Regions from separate parts of the Homo sapiens genome. Here all the other regions are linked to region 2. Evidence: chromatin contacts called from ENCODE Hi-C or POLR2A ChIA-PET data. All regions are on one chromosome and are shown on one strand. The core of a region is the stretch at or near the end of the contact, and the rest is flanking DNA. Distances in the headings are between cores, read along the strand shown.

Region 1 (3,558 bases), core at 300-2,799, 260 kb after region 2:
CTGGACAGAACCCTCAGGGGCAACTGAAAGCTCTCTGCCACCACCTGTGCAATGGAACTGCCCTTACTACCCTCAGACTAACATAGGAGCAAAGACTCTAAGTGCCTTATCCACACCTCCAGCAAGCTGCAGTTAACCCAAGGAGAGGAGGTCAATCGGTGTCCCACAGGAACCCCTCCCCCACCGATCTGCTCATCACTAGACAGGGAACCCCTGTCCCACAGCATAGACTCTCCATCCTGGAGTGATTGCATTGAGCGATTGCTGACCTGCATCACTCTGGGGTGGAGCCCCCAGTAGACAAGCAAAAGACCCTTGACCACAACCATTACTAAGGTCGCTTCGTCTCCTACCTCCAAGTTGGGGAAGGAGATAATCCCAGAGCTGCAGTGGGCAGTCCAGCAGTGTCAAGCCATAATCTGCAGCCAGCACTCAAGGGGGAGAAGAACCCACAGTTTCAGAGCCACTTTCAGAACACTGAGAGGGAACATGGCTGCAACTGTGAGGAAACTTAGGGGCCATACAACTTAGCAAGAGTCTACCAACTGACCAATAAGTCTTAAGTGCCACCTGCTGGATTACACCTCAAAGCTTTCAACACAAAAAACACCTCACTAACATACCCTCCTCTGAAACCAGAGACAAAAAGCCAGCTTCAAGTAAAGACCCTGCACAAAGCTATGGCCCAGTGAAAACATCCAGAAAAGAAGTCTACTGACTGTACTCAATCTACACTGCAGTTAAAGGAAAATCCACATGATGAGATGAGAAAGAACCAATGCAAGTACTCGGTGTCACATGTCCTTCAAACAACTGTACCAGTTCTCCAACAAGAGTTCTTAACCAGGTTGAACTGGCAAGAATAACAGAAATAAAATTCAGAATATGGATAGGAACAAAGTCATTGAGATGCAGGAGGATGCAAAAACCCAATTCAATGAAACAAAGAACCAAAATAAAACAATACAGGAGCTGAAGGACAAAATAGCTGGTATAAAAAAGAACCTAGGCTGGGTGCGGTGGCTCATGCCTGTAATCCCAGCACTTTGGGAGGCCGACGCAGGTGGATTGCGAGGTCAGGAGATCGAGACCATCCTGGCTAACATGGTGAAACCCCATCTCTACTAAAAATACAAAAAAATTAGCCAGGCGCGGTGGCGGGCACCTGTAGTTGCAGCTACTCGGGAGGCTGAGGCACGAGAATGGCGTGAACCCGGGAGGCGGAGCTTGCAGTGAGCCGAGATTGTGCCGCTGCACTCCAGCCTGGGCGACTCCGTCTCAAAAAAAAAAAAGAACCTAACAGACCAGACAGAGTTCAATAACACAATACAAGAATTTCACAATGCAATCACAACTATTAACAGCAGAATAAATCAACAGCAGGCTCTCAGAACTTGAAGACTGGCTCTCTGAAAGAAGACAATCAGACAAAAAAAAAAAAAAGGAATAAAAAGGAATGAACAAAACCTCCTAGAAGTATGGAGTTATGCAAAGAGGTCAAATCTATGAATCACTGGCATGATTCATAGGGGAGGGGGAGAAAGCAAACAACTTGGAAAACATATTTCAGGTTGTTGGCCAAGAAAACTTCTCTAACATTGCTAGAGAGGCCGACAGTCAAATTCAGGAAATTCAGAGAACTCCTGCAAGATTCCACCCAAGAAGACCATCCCCAAGACATATAATTGCCAGATTTTTCCAAGGTCAAAATGAAAAAAAGAATATTAAAGGCAGCTAAAGTAAAAGAACAGGTCATCTATAAAGGGAACCCCATCACGCTAACAGTGAACCTCTCAGCTGAAACCCTTCAAGCCAGTAGAAAATGGGGCCTATATTCAACTTCTTAAACAAAAAAATCTTGGGCCAGACACGCTGGCTCACACCTGTAATCCCAGCACTTTGGGAGGCCGAGGTGGATGGATCACCTGAGGTCAGGAGTTTGAGACTAGCCTGGCCAACATGGTGAAACCCCCATCTCTACTAAAGATACAAAAATTAGCTCGGCCTGGTGGCACATGCCTGTAATCTCAGCTACTCGGGAGGCTGAGGCAGGAGAATCACTTAAACCCGGGAGGTGGAGGTTGCAGTGAGCTGAGATCGTGTCCATTGCACACCAGCCCAGGCAACAAAAGCAAAACTCTGTCTCAAAAAAAAAATCTTCAACCAAGAATTTCATATTCAGCCAAACTAAACTTCCTAAGGGAAAGAGAAATAAGCTACTTTTTAGATAAGCAGATGTTGAGGGAGTTCATTATCACCAGGCCTGCCTCACAAGAGATCTTGAAAGGAGCAGTAAATATAGAAAAGAAAGACCACTACAAACTAATAAAACATCACACTTAAACATACAGACCAAGGCCAGGCACAGTGGTCCATCCCTGTAATCCCAGCACTTTGGGAGGCTGAGGCAGGCAAATCACCTGAGGTCGGGAGTTCGAGACCAGCCCGACCAACATGGAGAAAACCTGCCTCTACTGAAAATACAAAATTAACCAGGCGTGGTGGTGCATGCCTGTAGTCCCAGCTACTCAGGAGGCTGAGGCAGGAGAATCCTTGAACCCAGGAGGCGGAGGTTGCAGTGAGCCGAGATCGCGCCATTGCACTCCAGCCAGGGCAACAAGAGCGAAACTCTGCCTCAACAAAACAAAACAAAACAAAACACACAGACCAATGACACTAGAAAGTAACCACACAAACAAGCCAGCCTAATAACCAGCTAACAATACAATGACAGAACCAGAGCCACAGATATCAATACTCACCTTGAATTTAAACAGGCTAAATGTCCCACTTAAAAGGCACAGAATGGCAAGCTGGATAAAGAAGCAAGACCCAATGGTACACTGTTTTCAAGAGACCTGTCTTACATGTAATGACACCTATAGGCTCAAAATAAAGGGATGGAGGAAAATATACCAAGCAAACAGAAAACAGAAAAAGGCAGGGTTTGCAATCCTAATTTCAGACAAAACAGACTTTAAGCCAACAAAGATCGAAAAAGACAAAGAAGGGTATTACATAATGGTAAAGGATTCATTTCAGCAAGAAGACCTATCTATCCTAAATATACATGCACTCAACACAGCCATACCCAGATTCATAAAGCAAGTTCTTAGAGACCTACAAAAAGACATAGACTTCCACACAATAATAATGGGAGAATTCAACACTTTACTGACAGCATTAGACAGATAATCAAGTCAGAAAATTAACAAAGACATTCAAGGACCTGAATTCAACATTGAACCAGCTGTATCTGATAGACCTCTACAGAACTCTCCACCCCAAAACAGCAGAATATACATTCTTCTCAATGCCACATGGCAAATACTCTAAATTTGACCACATAATTGGACATAAAACTATCCTCAGCAAATATTAAAGAAATGAAATCATACCAAACACACTTTTGGACCACAGCACAATAAAAATAGAAGTCAAGACTAAGAAAATAATTCAAAATCATGCAATTACATGGAAATTAAAATAACGTGCTCCTGAATGACTTTTGGGTAGTTAATTAAATTAAGGCAGAAATCAAGAAGTTCTTTGAAACTA
Region 2 (3,884 bases), core at 439-2,938:
TTTTTTTGTATTTTATGGGACACAGTATTTTAGTGGTCATACTTTGTAAACTTTAAAATGCTGTGTTTTCAGAACAAACTATTTTATCAGATTTTTACTATGACACTATAAAATACTCTTACTTCTACTGCATAGATGAGGAAACAGATTAATCACAGTTAAGTGACTTGCTCCTTATCACAGAGCTAGTAAATAGCATCCTGGAACCCATGTCTCCGGACTTTGCTCCTTCACTTGACCTCTGCTAATGTCCATTCAAATATCATTTCTTTTATCTAATAAGCTGAGAGATGTTTTACAAATTTAGGCAGAGACAATATTTTAAACCTATACATACTCAAAATACACAAAATCTAATTTTTAAAAAATGCCTTAAGAATAGTCATGCATTCCAAGGTGAGTTTCAAGACCAACACATACAATGAAATCATATGCATATTTGTTAAATACTGTAATAGTCAATGCTCAACACATCATTATTCTCTCATGCCCTCAGTGAAGTGATCCTCAAGAAGGTGAATGTAGACAAAATTGTAGAAAACGTTGTTCTAAGTCTTTCCCGTGCTTTCTAATAATAGAAAAGAATAGTCTCTTAGATATGTCTTTGTTTTCCCTGCTACATTATTAATACTCCTTGTTTTTTCTTTCCTACCCTGTACTATATTTCAATTACGTTATAGTCTAACAAAGAGAACAGGGTGGTTATTTTCATATGGAGATTATGACTGAATAATTCACTTCTAACTGTATTCAAGACATTGGCTTTGTTCTCCAAATACTTCTGAATTGAACCTTTACGATTATATAACCTTTCCTCAACTGTTCGGAAAGTATAAAACATTCCACAACGACCCCTAAGTAACTGTGCCCAGCAACACCAACTGGTCAGAGAGTGGGAAGGCTGCCCTAACAATTGAAGTCTTTTCCCTCCATTCAACGAACACTAAACACTAAGATCTACTTAGGAAAAGTCATGGGAAGGGGAGCGGTGGGCGGTACAAAGGAGATTCGGTCCCTGACCTAAAGAGCGTGGTGCTGAGACGAGACTTGGTCGAGGAGAAAGCCCCAGCTTTCGGCGTCAGCAGGGAGACACCAAAAAGGCTGTGCCTCGGTTTCCTCACCTGCTGAGGAGGGATACACCCCCACCAGCACGCTCGCAGTCTGCAGGCATGAAAACCGGCCTAAAGCGCTGCAGAGTGGCTGATTTTAAAAGGGGGATGGCTCCGTTTCTCCTCCAGAGTCAGGGCCCCGGACAGCGCGCAGAGCAGAGGCCAGCCCGAGTCACCGGGCGCGGTCCCCGCATCCGTGTGGGCGCCTCTTAGCTCCCGCCCAGAGAGCGGCCGGGCGGCCTTGCCCTCCGCAGCAGCAGCCCGGACGCCCGGCCAGGCCCACCCCGCGCACCCACAGCCCACGGGCCCAGGCGCCCCGCCCACCCTGTGCCGGCCCGGCTTGTCTCGGTAGCCCCGGGCTCCCCTCCCCCGCTTACTTTCTGGGAGTCCATGGCGAGTGGCTAAGCCCACTGGGCTCGAACCCGAGACGACGAACCGTGTGAGGAGGCTCAGCGAGATCGCACACCCCAAGACCGCTACTCACTGCACTGCCCCAGCCCGCACCGGCACCGCCCGGCCCCACCCGTCCGCGCCCAGACCGCGCGCGCCGTAGTCACGCCGCGGTTGCCAGGGTGAAAGGGCGGCCCGCAGAAGGGAGGGGCTGAGGAGCGCACCGCGCCTGCGCGCAGCGGCTGACTGCTCCCGGGAAGTAGCCGTGGAGGGTGGGGAGCGCCGCCCGTCTGTCTACCGCTAGTGCCTCTGCAGGCTGCACTCCCTTCCCCCATCCTTTTTCCTCCAGCGATAGCGGTCTCTCCGGCCCTGAAATAGGCCACTGGGCATCCAGCAGCCGGCCGGTGCGGAGGGCCCGGGAAGGAAAGAGTATCTGGTGCTGGAGACGGATTAGCCCACCCTCCACCCAGCACGCATCTGAAGCCCCTCCCCACACTATCCTTCGAGGGGCAGCCAGGCTTGAGCGGACCCAGCGGTCCAAAGGGAGGAAAAGGGCTGGGGTGGGGATGTAGCGAAAACGTGGGAAAAGACCTTTAGGGGATGTGGTGGAAACGTGGGAGGAGGGATATAGGGATGAGAGTGGCGGAAACGTGGGTGTGGGATTAATATGAGCTTTGGGGCCTGGCACAGTTTTTCCCGGGGACCCACCCATCCTCCCCGGCACCTCGCTACCTGTATGATTTTGAGCAAGTCAGTCTGCCTGAGCTTGTTTCATCTGTAAAATGAGAGAAATAATGCGGACTTTGCAGAGGATTGTGAGGATTAAATAACGTATGGTACATAATTAGTAGTGAATAAATTATAGTCATTCTCTTTTTTTTTTTTTTTTTTTTTTTTTGGAGATGGAGTCTCGGTCTGTCACCGAGGCTGGAGTGCAGTGGTGCCATCTTGGCTCACTGCAACCTCTGCCTCCCGGGTTCCAGGAATTCTCGTGCCTCAGCCTCATGAGTAGCTGGGATTACAGGCGCCCCCACCACACCTGGCTAATTTTTTGTACTTTTAGCGGAGACTGGTTCTAGCCATGTTGCTTAGGATGGTCTCGAACTCCTAAGCTCAGGCAGTCCGCCCACCTCAGCCTCCCAAATTGCTAGGATTACAGGTGTGGGTTACAGGGCATGTGCCAGGCCCATTATAGTCATTCTTAGTGGGGAGTTAGAACCTGCTCGGTGTGGCCTGAGGCATCAATGAAGATTTTAGAAAGCTTGGAATTTAGTAGGCTTGAGAAAGTTCTTCCTCAAGCAGACAGGCCTCATCTTCCATTTGGATGACTCTGGAGAGGCTCACAAAAGTTCAATTAGACAGTCATTTATGATGAATGAATAAAAGGGAAATACATATTGAGTACCTATTCTGTACCAGTTCTACAAACAAAATTCAGTAGTGGGCAAGGCCCTGTTTCTCTCACAGAGCTTACAATCTAGTATAGAAGACCAACCAAAAAAAAAAAAAAAGTTAACGTGCTAGACGGTTATAGGTGCTAAAATTAAAACTTAGGCCAGGCATGGTGGCTCACACCTGTAATCCCAACACTTTGGGAGGCCCAATGAGTGGATCACTTGAGTCCAGGAGTTCGAGACCAGCCTGGGCAACATGGCAAAACCCCATCTCTACAGAAATTAAAAAAAAAAAAATTAGCCAGACGTGGTGCTGCAAGCCTGTAGCCAGAGCCAATCAGGAGGCTGAAGCGGGAGGATCACTTGAGTCCTGGAGGCAGAGGTTGCAGTGAGCCTAGATCACACCACTGCACTCCAGCCTGGGCAACAGGGTGAGACCCCAGCTCCTAAATAAATAAATAAGGCAAATGGATTCAGAGAATTGGGAGGGTTTAATTTTTCATAGAAATGTCAGGGAAGATCTCTCTTGGAAATGACCTGAGTATAAAGTGAGAAGAGGAATTGTACAAGGATCTAGGGAAGAACATTCTAGAAAGTAGGAACAACAAATACAAAGGCCTTGTGGAGAGAAGGAGCTCTGTGTTTGAGAAACAGCATTTATTCTACAATGTTGTCATTACATCTCCACATGGATCCCCCTGACTGTACTGTGATTTTTTTTTTGAGGGCTGAATTTCTTTTACCCCATATCTGTATCCCCAGCTCAGAGTCTGCCACATAGTATGCACTTAATACATCCTTTTTTAACTGGACAGAGATGTACAAGAAATGAAATGAAAGTTACAAAAGGGAAAAGAAGAGCTTGGCTAAGGCTGGGTGGGTAGTGCTTAGAGAGCCAGGGTCCAGGGTGGGCCTATGTGTGCCAGCTGAAAGGAGTAGTGGCATGCAGTCCTTCAAAGAGATGCCCATCTCTTAGTACCAAGGGAAGAGA
Region 3 (3,460 bases), core at 554-3,053, 460 kb after region 2:
GCTTCCCTTGCATTTCCCTTTTGGGGAATTTCCATTTGCATCTCCCTCTGTTTCCAAAGCCTCCTAGGAGAGGAGGAGAGCTGCTTCTGTTTTCTGGCCTTTGTGATTCTGAAGAGCAGCTGAGGCACCAAGGGGTTGGTGGGGTGGGAGGAGTTATGACTGCGTTCCGGTGCCCCTCCCTGGGTGATCTACTTCTTGTGTCACAGGAAACCCTGACAGGGTAGGGGGATTACATGGCTTCTACCATGCATGGAGATGGGCAAACATCCAGACATCTAGGATTGTTATGAGTGAATTTTTGTGCTCCCTTCCACCCAGTTCATAGGTTGAATGCCTAACCTCCAGTATGATGATTAGGAGGTGGGTCCTTTGGGAGGTAATTTGGTTTAGATGAGGTCATAAGGGTGGAGACCCCACGATGGGATTCATGCCTTATAAGAAGAGACTCTAGAGAGAAGTCTCTAAGAGCGTACAGTGATAAGATGGCTGTTTGCAAGCCAGAAAGTGGGGCCTCAACAGGAATCAAATCAGCCTGCACCTTGATTTTGTTCTTCCAGCATCCAGAATTATGAGAAATAAATGTCTGTTGTTTAAGTACCCAGCACGAGAAGACTAAGACAAATACTCAGAGCAGAATTTTCAAGAGAAGCAAAGCATTCCTGTCCTTTGAAGTTCCCATCTGTTTCCCAGCTATATAAACACCGCAGAGTGCATGATAAGTATGTTTGCTGCGTGAATGCAAGAACCCTCCTCTGGGAAAAGTCACAAACAAGCTACTTCACCCATTGCCTGACACAAAGGCAGCTTCCCCCTTGAATAATCTGGGATTGAAAATGAGTTCATTCAGCTATAAGCTCACCGAACGAACACCAAATTCAGCAACTGTGAGCAGTGCACTCTGTCCCTGCCCTTAATAAGTGAACAACCCAACTGTCTTCTAGAAGGGTTGATCACTTTGTAATTTTGTAATGGAAACCCTCAAAGGAGACCTCCAATAATGAGAACTTCTTTGTCTTTAGCATGGCCTGGGCCACTCACCCCATAGAGCATGAAGCTCTCATAGGTCTTCAGATTGGCGATGGGAGAACGTGACTTTGAGCTTTCAGCTTTTTATCTCTCTAAAATAGGACAGAAAATTTCAGCTCTGATATTCTCTGTGGGATTCCAGAACAACTTCCTTGAGTCTCAGTTTCCCCATCTGCAAAAAGAAAATAGTCACAGCACCTACTACCTCATAGGTTTCTGATAAGGATGGAATGAGTAATGCCTATGAGAGTGCCTTGCCAAATGTGCTACAGGTGTCGTTTGTGTGTTTTAGGGCCAAAAACCCACTTTGAAGCACGGACCCTTCATGGAAATTGCCCTTAACTGATTGGATGACCGTGGGCCAATTAAATGAACTCACAGGGCCTCAGTTTCCTCTTCCATGAGGGGTCATTTTGAGGTCTTTCAAAGGGTTGTGAGAATCAAAAGAAGGGCGCCCAGCACCACGCCCGCCGCGCACACACATGGCGTTCAGTAAGTGGTTCTCTCCCCTGCACCGCGTCTAGACCTCGTTTCTCCACAGAGAGTGGGTGGCAGGAATTTTCCAAATCGGCTCGATGTCCCCACTCCATCGCTTCATGCACTGGCCCAGGACACACCCATAGTTTGGCGAAGTGCAGACTTGGAGAAACTTGGGGGAGAACGGAACCCAAGGCCCAGCCCCGCGCACGCGCGCCGCAGCCTTCGCCCAGAGCAGCGTCTGCTAGTTACCTTTCACCTACTTCGCTGCGACTCGCCGCGCGGGGTAACTCGAGGTCAGACTCGGGGCCCCGCGCGCTTGCGCGCCGCCCGCTGCCCGCCGCCCGCCGCGGCTGGGAGTCCGGAGGTTTCATCTTGTGATGGTTTCGGTTCGGCTCTCAAATGGAGGGTGTGAGCTTTGCAGACGTGCCCTAATTCTGGGTCTGGCGGGGCGACATTGGGCCCTCTGAGCTGCCACCCTGGCCCTGACGCCCCATTACTCCTCGTTCCTTCCTCCCCCCATCTGTTGTCACGCTCTCCCTTTTCCCACAGCTGGCCCCTATTCAGCTGTGCCGATTGCCCCACATCCCTTCTTCCTGCAAAAGGCAGATGGGAAGGGAGCTCTGTCTGGCCTATTCCGGACAGAGCTCCGGGCTTCCGAGTGGAGCATGAGCCCGCGGAAGAGCCACGTGGGTGCAAACTAAATGTTCCCATTCTTGCTGGGGAGGGGCCGGACTTAAAGACCAGGTTTCAAATGAGAAGGCGCACATTTTCTGGTTTTTGTCTTCCAGATGGCTACGTTGAAGACAGCTGGGGCTGCCGCACGCCTCGGGGTTACTGTCGGGCACCCGGCGGGCGGGGCCGGCGCTGGGGCGGGGGAGGGCTTCCTCGCCCTCAGAAACCACATTCGCAGAAACGTTTTTAACTGGCAAGGTTTCGAGTTCCCAACCACAGCACCCTCAGTGATGGTTTTCAGAAGACCTTGTTAGCTCCTCTCCTCCAGAGACCCATCCTTCGCTGACATCCCACCGATTTGGGAGCAGGAAAAAACAGACTCCTGCAAAATACCTCTTCTTCCAGTGCCCTGTACCCCTCTCTACTTACTTCGAGTCCCTGCAGTCCAGCAACAACCCCAAACGAGTGAAGGGAGGAGACATAGGTTTGTCCAGGCTCTGCCACCGACGGGTGATTTGGGATGAGTCCTTCTCCAGTATCATTATCTTCAACTGTAAAACATGAGGGTTAGTCCGAATGATCTCCAAACGCTTCAGCATTAAAGTTAGGTGATGAATCCTAAGATTTTGCAGTTCTATAATGTCACATCTCCTCCGTTTCAGAGAGGGCCCGCAGGGAATCTTGTTAAGGATAACTGCCATCGAAGTTACAAGTTTGTTCTGTGATTGAAGAGTTTCAGGTCTTCTAGATTTCTTTGGCATGACGCATAACTATTTCAAGATACTAACATTTGGGCAGGGCGTGGTGGCTCAGGCCTGTAGTCCTAACACTTTGGGGGGCCGAGGCGGGCAGATCACCTGAGGGTAGGAGTTAGAGACCAGTCTGGCCAACATGGTGAAACCCCGTCTCTACTAAAAATACAAAAATTAGCCGGGCGTGGCGGTACATGCCTGTAATCCCAGCTACTCAGGAGGCTAAGGCAGAAGAATCGCTTGAATCCAGGAGGCGGAGGTTGCAGTGAGCTGAGATCACGCCACTGCACCCCAGCCTGGGCAACAGAGGGAGACTCCTTCTGAAAAAAAAAAAAAAAAAAAGATACTAACATTTAAGGTTAAGAATGTAGGTCATTTCCCCAGAGGACTAACAGACTCGAGGGCACACACCCCAAATTTTATTTCTTTGACTCTGTCATTGCCCCCAGAACAGTATATAATGTAGCCAATTGTTGTGGATTTATTGTTAATGAATAAAATAAAATTTGTGACTAGCAGGGATAGGGGTC

The links. A loop is a pair of places that touch in the nucleus more often than their neighbours do. ChIA-PET counts read pairs that join two places held with the same protein, here RNA polymerase II (POLR2A). Pooled maps may share reads with other maps.
Region 1: a pooled map shows a loop between it and region 2 (2.5-fold over the local background). The contact joins the enhancer-like site here to the promoter of FSD1L in region 2. A Hi-C loop is called at or near these places in 1 of 37 single-sample maps with no recorded cell type and 1 of 50 pooled maps. POLR2A ChIA-PET finds 5 or more read pairs at or near these places in 4 of 52 experiments (OCI-LY7, RWPE1, T-cell and 1 more).
Region 3: a loop to region 2 is called in a map of B cell, with 22 times the contacts of the local background. The contact joins the promoter of CT70 here to the promoter of FSD1L in region 2. A Hi-C loop is called at or near these places in 2 of 168 maps with a recorded cell type or tissue (B cell and gastrocnemius medialis), 2 of 37 single-sample maps with no recorded cell type and 11 of 50 pooled maps. POLR2A ChIA-PET finds 5 or more read pairs at or near these places in 7 of 52 experiments (A549, AG04449, B cell and 4 more).

What each region holds. Positions count from the first base shown.
Region 1 is chr9:105,185,927-105,189,484 of GRCh38, reverse strand. No RefSeq gene overlaps it. Among named protein-coding and RNA genes, the nearest start is that of SLC44A1, 57 kb to the left of the region's middle. Within about 2 kb of position 1,549, at least 2 of the 41 ENCODE cell types and tissues checked have a DNase peak (open chromatin) inside an H3K27ac peak, as active enhancers do.
Region 2 is chr9:105,445,838-105,449,721 of GRCh38, reverse strand. FSD1L (fibronectin type III and SPRY domain containing 1 like) reads right to left here and starts at 1,688. Exons shown (of 14, transcript NM_001145313.3): 1 at 1,487-1,688. The coding sequence starts at 1,501. RefSeq lists a silencer at 1,198-1,807.
Region 3 is chr9:104,990,138-104,993,597 of GRCh38, reverse strand. It overlaps CT70 (cancer/testis associated transcript 70), which reads left to right and starts at 1,803. Exons shown (of 4, transcript NR_184160.1): 1 at 1,803-1,912; 2 at 2,295-2,781. RefSeq lists a silencer at 2,250-2,519 and an enhancer at 1,454-2,653.